Linked DNA regions of Mus musculus: region 1 is linked to region 2. Evidence: chromatin contacts called from ENCODE Hi-C or POLR2A ChIA-PET data. All regions are on one chromosome and are shown on one strand. The core of a region is the stretch at or near the end of the contact, and the rest is flanking DNA. Distances in the headings are between cores, read along the strand shown. Region 1 has its middle 18 kb from the start of Gm31117. Region 2 holds the start of Prex1 (phosphatidylinositol-3,4,5-trisphosphate-dependent Rac exchange factor 1).

Region 1 (7,205 bases), core at 3,874-6,373, 33 kb before region 2:
GCACATACATATAGAGGTCAAAGGTCAAGGTCGAGTGTATCTTCTACTGCTCTCTACTTTACTTTTTTTTTTTTTTTCCGAGACAGGGTTTCTCTGTGTAGCCCTGGCTGTCCTGGAACTCACTCGGTAAACCAGGCTGGCCTCGAACTCAGAAATCTGACTGCCTCTGCCTCCCAAGTGCTGGGATTAAAGGCATGCACCATCACTGCCCGGCTTCTACTTTACTTTTTGAGACAGCTTTTTTCTCTGAAACACAGCCTGCTAGATTAGACCAGCCAGCCAGCCTGTGAGTTTTTGTGATCCTGGTTCAGCCTTTTTGTTGCAGAACTCCATATCTCCCTACCCCCCACCCCCTTTTAAGATTTATTTATTTGCCAGGCAGTGGTGGCGCAGGTCTTTAATCCCAGCACTTGGGAGGCAGAAGCAGGCAGATTTCTGAGTTTAAGACCAGCCTGGTCTACAGAGTGAGTTCCAGGACAGCCAGGGCTACACCTGAGAGAAACCCTGTCTCGAAAAACAAAACAAAATGGAAAAAAAAAAAAAGAATTTTACATGAGTACACTGTAGCTGTACAGATGGTTGTGAGCCTTTGTGAGGTTGTTGGAAATTGAATTTAGGACCTCTGCTCGCTCTGGTCCTCCCTGCTCACTCTTATAAATAAATACACTGTGGCTGTCTTCAGACACACCAGAAGAAGGCATCAGATGTCATTACAGGTGGTTGTGAGCCACAATGTGGTTGCTGGGATTTGAACTCAGGACTTTCAGAAGAGCAGTCAGTGCTCTTACCCACTGAGCCATCTCGCCAGCCCCCAGAACTTCATATCCTTACCTCACCCACAACTGTGAAACTGGAGGGAGCCAAGAAGAAAATGAAACAGGGCTTCTCAGAACCTTAGAAAGCAAAGGGCTGGCCACCAGATGGGTAAGATTCAAGTCTGAAATGACTGCCGACTTTACAGCAGGGCGTAAGTGCAGACCCGTGATTTAGTTGCAAATCGTGCTTCTTCCTCTTTCAAATTTAGCAACCTTGTTGACCTCTCAGAACTCAGTTTCCCCATCTGTAAGAGATGGGCTCACTCCCCAGTGGCCTCAGTGGACAGAGTTCTTACAAGTATGTCTGGTACCACAAGTCCACAATAAACAACAGCTGTTACTTCATTCTTGGTAAGACTCATGGAGCAACTAGGGTTTCATTTGTTCAATCTTTCCCAGGAAATAATTCTCAGAAATGCCCTGGACTATACTTAAATGTAGTGGTCCCTCTGTGAGCAGTCATGGGAGGAATAGATGGACAGATGGACAGATGGATGGATGAAAGGAGGAAGTCTCACACACACCTCCTCGGCCTTAGTTGAAGCTATTGATAAGTGGGAGATGTTGATTTTGTGCTCTGTGACCGTCCGTGTTTTCCTGGTCTGTAGTGACCTGATGTCCTTACTTTCTGCATCTAGAAGAGAAAGTGATGATTAAAAAATGATAAACCCTAGCTGGGCGTGGCAGTGCACGCCTTTAGTCCCAGCACTCTGCAAACAGAGGCAGGCAGATCTGTGAGTTTGAGGCCGGCCAGGACTACAGAGAAACACAAAACAACAAGAACAATAAACCCTATTTGCAAAGGAACACGTTTGGAAGCAAGATTACCTTCACTAGGTGGGGGGTGGGGGTGGGGGAGAAAAAAAACAGTTTTAGGATTTCAGCGAGACGGGCCATTGAATTTCTGGATATCAAGCAAACCTGAAGGGAGTTAGGAATCTGCAGGAAGGGTGAGTAGTAGGAGGTGGGAAGCTTAGGGCAGGAAACTGTTCTGTGTGACAGCACAATGGCGACAGCCATAGGCTGTGTGAGGACAAGCAAGGACAAGATAGACTGAGGCAAGAGCTCACTGGTGGCTCCCTCAGGGGACTGCGAGCGCTTTCAATTTTTCTGGAAATCTAAATGGACTCTGAAAATGGCCTGTTAGCTTAGAATGTAGACACAGGCCTGACCTTCAGGCTTGTACTAACTGTTTTTTAAAACCACTCACAATATATATAGAGAGAGTTCTCCAATTTCTTCCTTGTGTGCTTTAATTCTTTTTGTTTGTTTGCTTGTTTGTTTGTTCGAGACAGGGTTTCTCTGTGTAGCCCTGGCTGTCCTGGAACTCACTCTGTAGACCAGGCTGGCCTCGAACTCAGAATTCCGCTTGCCTCTGCCTCCCAAGCGCTGGGATTAAAGGCGTGCGCCACCGCGCCCGGCGTGTGCTTTGATTCTTAGGAAGAATGAGCCTTGTGGGCCACAGGGCTGCCTGGGACAGCACGCAGGACTGGAGCCTGGGGAGGAGAGGTGCTGTTTCTAAGTCATAGGCTCTCAGCCTTCCCGCCCCACCATGGGGCTCCACCTTCATTCTCTCCTCTCTAAAGTGGGCTTACAACAGGGCCTGCCTCCTCGGGTCAATGTGAGGGTTAAGTGAGATAGTATTCCCGTCACATAGTAAATGCTTAGTAAAAATCACCTACTGGGCTGGTGAGATGGCTCAGTGGGTAAGAGCACCCGACTGCTCTTCTGAAGGTCCGAAGTTCAAATCCCAGCAACCACATGGTGGCTCACAACCACCCGTAATGAGATCTGATGCCCTCTTCTGGAGTGTCTGAAGACAGCTACAGTGTACTTACATATAATAAATAAATAAATAAATCTTTAAAAAAAAAAATCACCTACAGTGACCATCAAATTATGGTGACGAGGGAGAGGAGGGTACAAATGCCGGCCTCTCTTTTTCCTGTCTAGGAAGAATTCTAAGGTCTTAGTAAGAACAAGTTTTAAAATGAAGAAACGTTGTGTATGTATGCGTGTGCAAGCACGTGGAAGGCAGAGGTCAACGTTAGGTGCCTTTCTTGGTTGCTCTCCACCTTATATATCTTGAGACGAGGCCTCTCACTAAGCCTGGCGCTCAATCATTGGCTACACTAGCTGGTCAGTGGACGCCAGGGAACCTCCTGTGCTCACCTTTCCAGAGCTGGGATTACATGGGTGCTGGGCATTGAACTCAGGTCTTCATGCTTCTGTGACAATTTTCTCATTAACTAAGCCACTCTCCCAACCCCAGGAAATATCTCTTTGGTTTTACCTTTTGCTTTTCTGTCTTGAGATGGGGCTTGAAGGGAGATCATTGTTGGGAAGTCCCCAGAACAAGGTACAGGAGTTCGTCCGAGCCCCCACTCCACCCCCCGGGAATTCCAGAAAACTTACAGAATAGAGTCATATGTTGGGGTATCAGTGGGGAATCTCCCTGATTGGAGTAGTCTGTAAAGTCTATGAGAATGAAGCCTGAGGAAAGAGAATGCCCTGACCAAAGTCCCCAGGTGTTTCCAAAGAAATCTCCACCCCGGAGACCCTAACTGAGCTGTCATTGAAGTCGGTGATGTCATTTTGTCCAACCCAGGAAAACTCAGCCACATATGCAGCCCTGGCAGGGAAGGGTCAGGGCCATGTGGGAAGCTTCAGGCAGCTTCCAGGCACAGGCCTCACCCAGCATTTCCAGATGGAGACCTTGAGTTACACAGTATCAGTAGCTCGGCCTTCCAATAGGATGCTCCCAGGTTTCAAGTCTAGAGGTAGCCAACTGAGACATGCCAGAGGTTAGATGGTGCTGACCTCGGCTGGTTCTAAAGACGGGGGAACTGAGGCCTATGGAGATATGGAGACAGTGTGACTGTGAACGGTCTCCTGAAGTCTCTGTTAGACTCCTTAGCCATCAAGAGCTAGCTGCTCTCAGAGGTTCAGTTCTAGCACCCACATGGTGACTCTCAACTGCCTGTCAACTCCAGTTCCAGGGCATCAGATGCCCTCTTCTGGACCCTGCCTCCAAGGTACTCCATACATGTGATGCATATATGGACAAACAGGCACATACATATAAATATAATTCAAAATACACAATATAGTAAAATGCATAGATATAACGAAAAAACCCTCTATTTCCAAACCCCCAATCCCTTGCAAGCACATGTGCATGCAATTGTACACATGTACACACACATGCGCACACATGTGCACACATGTGCACACACACAAACACACACACATACCCCTCCCATTATTATGGTGGTGTTCTGGGGACTAGCATCCTCACTGAACTCTCATAGAAGGCTGCTCTGAGAGTGTGAATGTGAGCACCGGAGGGAACCAGGTGTGACTGCAGGGACCTCAGCCAGGTCCTGTCAGAAAGGGAGATTGGCTCGGCGGACTCGAGAAGAGGCATGATGACCACGTTTTGTTTTGAATTTTAAACAATCCACCTCATTCTTTTGTCAATCTTTATTTTTAATTTGTGTATTTGTGAGGCATGTATGTGGTGTGTATGTGGCATGTGTGTGCATGTGTGACTATGTGTGTACATGCATGGAGGCCAGAGTCTACACCAGGTGTCTCTCCCAACTTTCCACCTTAGTATATTTTTGGTTTTGGGTTTGAGACAGGGTTTCTCTGTGTAGTCCTGGCTGTCCTGGAACTCACTTTATAGACCAAGCTGGCCTCGAACTCGGAGATCCGCCTCCCTCTGCCTCCCAAGTGCTGGGATTAAAGGTGTGTGCCACCATCGCCCACCTAACTTTTTGAGACAGGGTCTCCCACTGAATCAAGACCTCTCTGATTCCACCAGGCTGCTGGTCAGAGCACAGGAGACCTGCCTGCCTCTGCCTTTCAGCACTGGGCTTACAGACATCCATTTCTGCACTCACCTTTTACGTGAGCTCTGGGACCCTCGCACTTACAAGGCAAGCAGTTTGCCCACTAAGCCGTCTCCCAATACTACCACTTTAAAGTTAGCATCTGTTGTGTCTGGCCAGTAGATCACAACCTGGGTTCTAGTCTGGAAAGGCATTTTGGAAACCTGGAAGAGAAGAGGGGCTGGGCTGCGCGAGATAAGGAAGGAACCAAGACAAAAGTCTCTGCTCAAGGTTTAATTTTTACTATTTCGGCACTCCGTTAAGAAGGAAGGGGGAGGGGCCCAATTCCCGCCAAATAATCTTGGAGTCCAGTAGCAGGGTGATCACGTGATGGCTCCAAACAGCAAAGCAGCACGTTCCAGCAGTGGGCGTGGCAGAATGATTGAGCGGGAAGCTCCACCCCTGAGCAAGCAGGTTTCAGGCTGGGGGAGGGGAGACTACAAGCATCCAACGACATTAGGTGTTGGGCAGCACTGTCCAGAGCTTTCTCTCTGTCTTCTACTCCTGGAATACCTCATCAAAACCAGAATTCTACTTATTAACTCCAAGCCCTGGCTGTTGGTCTCCAGCCGAGTCTGCATGTCATCCGCTGCCTGTGACTGAATTGTTTCACTTAACACTGTGCCTGCTGCTCTATCCACACTGTAAGCCTGTGTGAGGAGCTCCTTTCCTTTTCAAGGATGGCTAATATTCCCTCTTAGGTTCAGCACCCCACTTTGTTGATGGACCCTTGGGCGGTGTCTACTCTTTGCCTCTGCTTTCAACACTAGGGTCCAAATCTTTGCTCAGACGCCTGCTCTCAGTTCCCATGGGTATGCAAAATCCAGGTGTGTGTGTGTGTGTGTGTGTGTGTGTGTGTGTGCACGCATGCATGCGTGTTGTGTGTATGCATGCGTGTCTGTCATGTATGTGCGTGTGCGAGTGTGTTGTATATGTGCGTGCATTGCCAAATCAGCTCTATTTTTAAGTTTCTGAGGGCCTCTCCTGCCGTTTGGCTCTGCAGCTGCATGGCCTTGCCCTACCCCCACCCTGTCCCCCCTCCAACAGTGCATGAAGGTTCCTGTTCCTCCACTCTGTGCTCTGGGGTTTTCTCGAGGCAATGTTCCCCTTGAGTTCTTGGAGACAGAACCCAGGGCTTCCTGTATGGCAAGCTAGTGTGATACTAAACTACCCGCCCCCAGTGCTGCTGGCTTTTGTGGCAGTCAACCTAATGGGTGGGAGCCAAGCAAGCTCATTGGGTTCTTCAGGGGGCAATTCTTAGAGTTTGGGGGGGGGGAGAGTCATGGCTTGTATTGAAACCTGCCAGCAGGAAAAGTGCACATTGGTTTTGGTTTTATTTCTACCATAAGCAACTTCGTTGGATTGCGAAAATTCATTTAAAAAATCACCCATATTTCCTAATTTTTATTCTCATTTGAACTAGAGAGTTAAGTTATAGCTGTACCATGGCAGGGGTACACAGTAGGTGCTCAATAAATGTGTATATCAGGAAGGCTTCAGTTGCCCGAGTCTAAGAAAGATCACACCAAGGAAAGTGACAGGAAATGGCAGGTGACTCCAAGAGTCACCTAGGCACTGGGATGAGGATGTCTGGCTACCTTCAGTCTCACTCATGGGTCCTGTCTCACCTCAGAGACAGTGGTGAAGACATGAGGGCTCTGGCACTGGGCTCTAGGGACAGTGCAAACAGAGTCACCCACAAGGCTCTTCTCTCTCTCTCTCTCTCTCTCTCTCTCTCACACACACACACACACACTTTTAAAGACAGGGTCCTATGTAGCCCAGGCTGGCCTCTAACTCCTTGTGTGGTTGAAAATGTTTTTGGACTTCTATCTCTCCCTTTGCCTTCCCAGCGCAGTGAGTCCAGTCCCACGACACCACACTTCATTGACCTGAGAAACTTCATTTAAAACAAAAACAATCACCCACCATATTTCCCAATTTTTATTCTTGCCTGACTTAGAGTTAAGTTACAATTGTATTTGGTACTGTAGGAGAACACACAGTAGGTGCTCAATAAATGTGCATATCAGGAAGACTTTGGAGGCCTGAGTCTAAGAAAGATCACACCAAGGAAGGTGATGGGAAGTGGTGGGTTCTAGGAACAGAACCATATGTGGTTCTGGGAACGGAACCAAGGGCTTCACACACCCTTGCGAGCACCGACCACTGAGCCACATCCCCAGCCCCTGCCCTCACTGCTGTTCCCACTGCTCTGAGTATGGTGGGAGATGCAGACTTAACTGCTGGCGCCCACGCTATAGAGAGTGTGAACTCTCAGAAGCCCAGGTGAAGAGCTGCGGGGGTTTGAGGAGAGTGAGGAGGGCAGTGGATTTGTGGAAGTCAGCACTGAGTCACGGACAGCCCAGGCACAGCAGGAAGAGCCACAAACCACCAAGCCAAAGCAGGAATTTGGCAGAGGAAGTACCTCGGTGTGCAGACGCCAGGGCAAGCCTCAGTGCTGAAGAACACTGGACTTTAGGCTGTGGGCCCTGGA
Region 2 (6,824 bases), core at 3,497-5,996:
AGTGAATCAGGTCAGTTTCAGGGACTTCCTGAAGCTACGTGGAAGAGCCTCTTTGTAGGATAGAATGTTTCAATTTCAAGGAGACTGTTACACGGCAATGATGCTCCTCCCATCAGAGCTTTAAAGAGCCTTGCCATGGACACAGTGTTCATCCTGTAGGCTTCTTCCAAGCAGTTTTTACTGAGACCGTGGGAGTAGCCTAGTGAGGACTCTGGGACAGAATCAAGCTTTAGTCTGAAGTAGTGAAGCTGAGCGTGTGTGTTCAGCACCCACCTTCGTGGGGCAGCTCTCTGTCCTGTTCCCAGGTCAGGGATGAATGCGAAAGAGCCCCAACTTACTCGGCACATGGCCAGGCTTAGGAAATGACCAGCTCTAATTCAGAAACCAGTGTTTTCCTCCTTGCCCGTTTGGGATGGGGTAAAAGGCTCAGTCAGCCCTGGTTTTCCTTTCTTCCTTAAAACTTATCATCATTATCACCATCACCATCATCATCATTAAATGAGTATGTGTGTGTGTGTGTGTGTGTGTGTGTGAGATCTTTTCCTTCTACCTTCATGGGGGCTTGGGGGTGCAAACTCGGGTGGCTAGGCTTGGTGGCGAGAGCCTCTTGAGCTGTCCCCTTAGCCCTTGTTTTGTTTTTGTTTTTGCTTGCTCTAAATTGAAATGTTCTTCCAGACAGAGCTGTGGGAGAGGGTCTGCAGAAGCTTGTGGTGCCTGGTAAAGGAATAAGCTGCCTGCTGTCGGCATCTCTTCTGGCACAGGCAGTGCTCGTGTGACAGTCACACACTGGTACTCCCCAGCCCTTGCGAGGTGCATGGCAACAGAGTCTAAAATTGTCCCCGAAAAAGAAGAATTTCCCTGTCAGAGTATCAACTCCCCTCTCCCTGAGGAGCACCTTCACCCTCCTCCCCCCAGGTCTACCTTTAAGAAAGCTCCCAGCCACAGCCTGCTACAGATCTTGCCTCTTTAAGAATCCTGGAGGGGAGGGCACAAGAGGTCACAGCCGGACTAGGCAGAAGTTGGTCTCTCCAGCTGACTGGCAACACTCAAGTGACATGTGACAAACTTTTCCAGGGGAGATGAAACAGATTCGTCTAATAACCCCAGACAGGGAACCCAGTATAGACCCAAGTATGGATAACGCCGAATCTAACAGGATAAACCAATGTGTTTTACTGGGTTTACTTACAGGAATATGGGGGAGGGTTTACTCACAGGAGCAGAAATGACTCAAAGACATCATCAGGTGTCCACCCCAGCACGGGTGACAGCTCATGAAGCTGAGAACCTGGAGCACACTTGCACAGCCTGCAGGCAGCTCAGCGGGCCGGAGAGTGTCCCTTCTAGCTGTCCCAGCTGGCTTAAAACTCTTCCAGCAGCTGGGCTGGTTTCTGCTTCTTCTGGGTGGCTAGTCTGGTCTCAGAGTCTTCCTTGCTGCTCAACTTCCTGCTGTCTGAGAGGGACTCTTAACTTTGATTGCTTACTCTGGCGGCAGGGCAGGGCCTAGTGAGTCTGCTCAGCTTCAGGGAGCTCTTGAAGTCTCTTTGGTTGTTCACCTCCCCGCTTAAGGAGTTTCCCTGCTGGATGGGACATTTTCATCTTGGAAGAGATCGTTACACAACCTTTGGCTTAGTAAGTCACTCTCAGTCAGTAGTAGCTAATCTGAGAGTCTCACCAGACAGGGTACAGAGGGTGCCCCCACTGATCCCACCAACTGTGGACAAAGTTGTCTCTGTCGGGGGTATGGAGTCATCAGAGGCCTGCAGGCCCCTCAGCTGTGTATTCTTGGCTTTTGCTTTGCTTGCCTCTGGGAAGCAGAAAGAACTGTGACCATCATGTTTGGGACCTCTCCTTGCTCTGGACATCTGTCCTGACCTCTACCAACCCCCAGTAGCTGCATATTAGGCTCTCGCTACCATCGGTTGAATGAAAGGGCAGGAACTTGCTATTACCTCTATTCCTGTCCTCACAGCTCACTTCTGTAACCTGTATCCTGCTCAGCATGTCCTTCAAGGCCAGGTGCTTAGTAGGTGCTTGTTGCTTTACCTTTAGGGCCCCCTAGGCTTGTTAACAGAACCCCACGTGTTTAGGGGTGCAGTGTCCCAGGATATGAAATAGGCCTCTCCTAAGTCAATGCTGTGATCCTTGGTCTTGGTCAGGGACTATTAGGGGAGTGGCCACGCGACCCAGCTCTGACCTGCTGGGTCTTAACTTTTATCCTTTCAATAAGAGAGGCACAGAAGAGACAGGGTCCCCTTTGTCCTCTTTCTGCCACGGGACAGTTGTGTGAGAGGAGGTGATGTCTCTTCTCAGCAGCCATCTTGTGACTTGGAGGCCAAACACCGTGACAGAGACAGCAAGGTCAGAGGTGCTCTGACGACGTTACTACATTTTGAGTCAGCCTCAGGAACCCAGCTCTGGGCCTCTTCTGAGAAAATGATGCCCTTAGCTTTTAAGCTCTTGTTAGCCCGTGTTTCCTTCTCTTTACTGCAAATCAACCCTAAAAGACACAGGCACCTCTAGCATCAGACTGTGAGCGGAATTAGTAAAGGCTGGCACTTATTGGCTGCTTACTGTATGCTCAAAGTCTTACAACACCAGGTTGAAGAAAGTCCCATTACTCACAGAGGAAAAGCCCACACAGAACTAGATTTGGTGATGCAGGCCTGTAACCCTAGCGTTCTGGGGACTGGGGCGGGAGGATCAGGAGTTCAGGGCTGTCCTGGGCTACATAAATCCAACAAACCAGCAACAAAGAGCTCCACAAGAAATCCAGACACGTGTGCTAGGCAGTGTCACTGTTCCAGGGTGGGAGATGATGTGAGGGGCCCGTCCACAGATGTGGAAGTGCTCGGTCATTCTTTCTGACAGTCAGTTCTTGTTTGGAGGGTGGGACCCATGTGTAAATGTGAGGCTAACCTCCAGCCTTGGTCACAGGCTGAGAAGGGGACTAGTGTTTACTTAGCACTACCTAACCCAGCTAGCTGTGTTGCGTGTGTCAGAGGTTCTCTGGCTACCTTAGAAGGCACCGACGGCTCACAACTGTGGACGGGGTGCTCCTGGGACATCCCGGGTACTGTGTGCTGCTATGCTCTTACAATGGAGAACTAACCTGACCCTAGATGTCACTAATCCTGGGTTTGTTCCCTCAGACTCTCATCTTACAGATTAAAAAAAAAAAAATGGAGCTTCAGAAAGGTGAAGTGTCTTGGCCAAGGTCACCCAGGCAGCTGGATTTGGCTGGCTCGTGACTGCTACCAGCTAGCGAGTAATGATTTCAAGACAGGGCCCACTGAAACCCAAAAAGGTGCTGGATCTAAGGACAGAAGCAGTGTTATGTCTGGAAAGCTCAGAAACAAGAAGATAATGATTCTTTGGAAACACTCACTCCATGACCAATACCTGATGGGCTCACCCTTTTACATCCATTTACCTAGGATACCTTGCCCACATCAAATGTCACGGTGCCCTAGGCCCCAAAGGAACAGGGCCAGGGGTAGCAGGAGCTACCACAGTCTCTCCTCTATCCTTGTGCAAAAGACTGTTTTACTTCAAGGCCCCAGAGAACTATTCTAGGCATCTTGAAGGGAAGTAAATAGAGGACAGTGCTCCTGCCCCAGAAATGATGACACTCCACAGAGGCTATTTTGTGAAACAGGGACTGACTCCATAGGAGATAATAGATCTGAGGCGGGGCAGGTAGGGATTGAACAAGCAGTTCAGAGGCCCGGTCAAGAGGGCAGTTGACAAAGGCAGGAATAATTAAGAACGAAGATAAGACTTTCTAGGGTGTTAAAATCACTTTCCAGGGACTATGGCTCAGCCGTATGCTGGTCCCTAAGAGTTAGGTGTTACTGTTCTTCCCCTTGTACTGTGAGGCAAACGGAGGAGCTTTAGGTGGGATGGGGGTGCTGACCAAGGTCATCAATGAGGGGCTGAACCCCAGAGGCTGACTCGGGTCCCAATGCCTCTCGAGGGTAAAGGGGGGTTAGCACGTTAACTGAACGTTTGAAAGATCAAGGTCACACAGAACAGCCTGTCGGCTGGCAGCAAAATTCCCATTTTGGCTTTATCTCTGGTGGGTACGAGGGCGGCTTCCTGCAACGGTCTCGTCCAAGTGGGCACCTTTGCTTAGGGATGGGGAGCGCTGGGACAGTAGGCGCAGAGCTCCGACGGAAAGAGAAACAGAAGTAAGGACAAAGATGCAGCTAGAGTTCTTCCAAGGTCACCGTAAGCCGAGGGCATGAGCGGCCGTGTTGGTGGGGGCGTCGAGCTGCTCTTCCGGGCGTCAGGAGATGCGCGTGGTGGTCGCTGATCCGGCTCCAGCAGATCACCCACGGGGCACTCCTTACGGGTGGATGGCGCGAGCTGCTCTTGCAGAACTGCTGAATGGGTCTTGGCCTACAGACTCAGCAGAACCACGACCTGACTGGGGTCTGGGGCGACGCATTTCCAGCCCCAAACTCTGACTGTGCGGCGCGCGCACGAACCGGCTCTTGGCCGACGCTCCCTGGAAGCCGGGAGGGGGCTCCGCCCAATCCCCGCCCAATCCCACCAGACTCCGCCCCAGCTCAGTCCATTCTCCATTAGTCCCCGCCCAGTTTCCGCATGAGGTGCCGCCCCACCCCGTCCATTTTCTACAAAGATCCCCGCCCACTAGCAGATTGACCCCGCCTCCTTCCCCGCCCATCGCTCAGCCCTCTCTACCAAGGCCCCGCCCATACACCATGACCCCGCCCAGGTCCCGCCCCCGCTCCGCCTGCCCCGGGCCCGCTGAGCGGCGCCTGTCCGGGATGCGGAGCCCGGACGCCTAAGCCGCGGCGCGACCTCGGCGCGGGAAGTTCGGGCGCCGCGCGGCTATGGAGGCACCCGGCAGCGGTGGTGGTGACGGCGGCGGGGACCCAGGCGGGGACGGTGCGCATCCCGATGCTCGCGGCCCCGTCTCCGGGCCGTGCGCGGCCGCCCGCGACTCGGAGCGCCAGCTGCGCCTCCGTCTGTGCGTACTCAACGAGATCCTGGGCACCGAGCGCGACTACGTGGGCACCTTGCGTTTCCTGCAGTCGGTGAGCTCCCGCCACCTGTGGCCGGCCGGCCCGCGTTGCGCTTTTGTCTGTGGCTCCCCGCCTTGTGCATAGTTTGAAATGGTTACATCCGCGCGGCCGCTGCCCGGGGCCGCCCCGCTGGGGGGCCAGTGTAGGGAGAAGCCCGGGTAGGGGCTCCTTAGCTGCACCGGGGACCCTGGGCTCCGTAGCCTTGCCCCAGCTCGAATTGCACAGTCAAAGCCTTAGACTGCAAAACAGCGTCCGAGTGCGTCTGTGTACCACGCACCTTACACTGGTATCAGCAGACTGTGCCGTTACCGGGCTCATCAGTAGGTTATATTTTCTGATCCTTAAGATCAGGGAAGAGTTCGGCTCCAGAGAGGTTGAGTCCCTTGCTCTGGATAGTTCTGCAGGCTACGTCGTAGGGTTGGATGCAGGGCGGTGACCCAGGGCAGCCCTGCGGGGGCTTTAAACTCCGGTACGTAGTTGCCCTGGTGTCTCTAGTGAGAATGAGGAAGGGGCCACTTCCCTACCCTCCTAGGAAGTGAGAAAACTGGAGGGGGTGGGAAGGGCTGGTCTTAGAGACCTGAGGGCTTTAATCTCCGTGCCTCCTGCTGGGGCCGCTTTAACTCCCTTCTTGGGTTGGAGGAAGTCTTAACCCTGCTTCAGGAAGGCGTGCGTTTGTGTGTGTGTGTGTGTGTGTTTCAAGAGACCCCCAATCACACTGGAGTTCTCTCCATCTGGGAAAAAGAAACACTCAATGGCTTAAGGATGCAGGGGAGTCTGTGTGAGGTCGGGGGGGGGGGTTCCCACTGAGGGAGGAGGGAGTACGAAGTTGGGGGGGGGGAAGACGCTGTGTGGAGGCATTGAAAGCCCTTTGGCCCAAGGATCCTTCTGGAAAGGCCTGTGAGAATAAGACAGGGTTGGCTTTCTTTCCCATCTCTTCCTCTCTCACAGTTGAGAAGGGGGTGGGGGAGAGAGAGAGAGAGAGAGAGAGAGAGAGAGAGAGAGAGAGAGAGAGAGAGAATCGGGTAGGGCTTGAAGCTGGCAGTTTCTAAATGAAAGAGGCAGCCACTCTGGCATTGCTGAGCAATGACAGATTCTAGGGAACTCCTCACTTCCCCCTCGCAGTGACTGAGCTGCTCAGCCTTAAAAAGAAACAGGAAATCTAAACTAGTTTTTATATTAATGGGGGAAAAAAAACAAAACCCACTCCCCCATGTGTGCCCCTGGCTGTTGTGCTAGGTTGACTGCGGTTTTAAATCGTCCCTACGGAGACGGGGCCGCTAGGATAATGGAAATTGATTAGAGTCCACATTCTTAGAATTAAAGAAACCAGGGGGGGAAAAGTTTTCTCTGACTTTCATGTCATCCCAGGACACCTGTCGTTTGTGGACAGCCATTGTTGTGTGACTGGGGCATTCTGAGATGAGCCAGACAGACATTATTGTGTCTTGGGACACCGTTGCTTCCTGTGTTGACCTCGGTTTCCCCACGTGTACAAGAGCAGGGGACCCCAGGCTGCTTTTCTGCCTTGCCCTTACTTGGGTCCCCAAGCCAGTGCCAGAAGTGGAGGACTGATTGTGTAACCTGAGTAGTGTGTCTTGCCCTGTGAGCCCTGGAGGCCACCTCTGGCCACTAGGGAATGGCCCTCAGGCAACCCGAGGGAGGCCACTTAGTCCTGGAAGCTTGGCCGGGAGCTGCATGCTCTTCTGACCACCCGGGCTTTTCTGCATGCAGTAGGGCACAGAAGAGCGGGCAGCTCTTCTGGGATTCTCCCCA

The links. Hi-C counts contacts between places; a loop is a spot of excess contacts on that map. ChIA-PET counts read pairs that join two places held with the same protein, here RNA polymerase II (POLR2A).
Region 1: a loop to region 2 is called in a map of v-Abl transformed pro-B cells, with 2.0 times the contacts of the local background. The contact joins the enhancer-like site here to the promoter of Prex1 in region 2. A Hi-C loop is called at or near these places in 3 of 37 maps with a recorded cell type or tissue (gastrocnemius and v-Abl transformed pro-B cells). POLR2A ChIA-PET finds 5 or more read pairs at or near these places in 3 of 5 experiments (Patski and embryonic stem cell).

The regions. Positions count from the first base shown.
Region 1 is chr2:166,744,574-166,751,778 of GRCm38, reverse strand. No RefSeq gene overlaps it. Among named protein-coding and RNA genes, the nearest start is that of Gm31117, 18 kb to the left of the region's middle. Within about 2 kb of position 5,123, at least 1 of the 3 ENCODE cell types and tissues checked has a DNase peak (open chromatin) inside an H3K27ac peak, as active enhancers do.
Region 2 is chr2:166,711,754-166,718,577 of GRCm38, reverse strand. Prex1 (phosphatidylinositol-3,4,5-trisphosphate-dependent Rac exchange factor 1) reads left to right here and starts at 4,746. Exons shown (of 40, transcript NM_177782.3): 1 at 4,746-5,063. The coding sequence starts at 4,860. Gm46777 (a long non-coding RNA gene) reads right to left here and starts at 4,749. Exons shown (of 3, transcript XR_001783555.2): 1 at 1,216-4,749.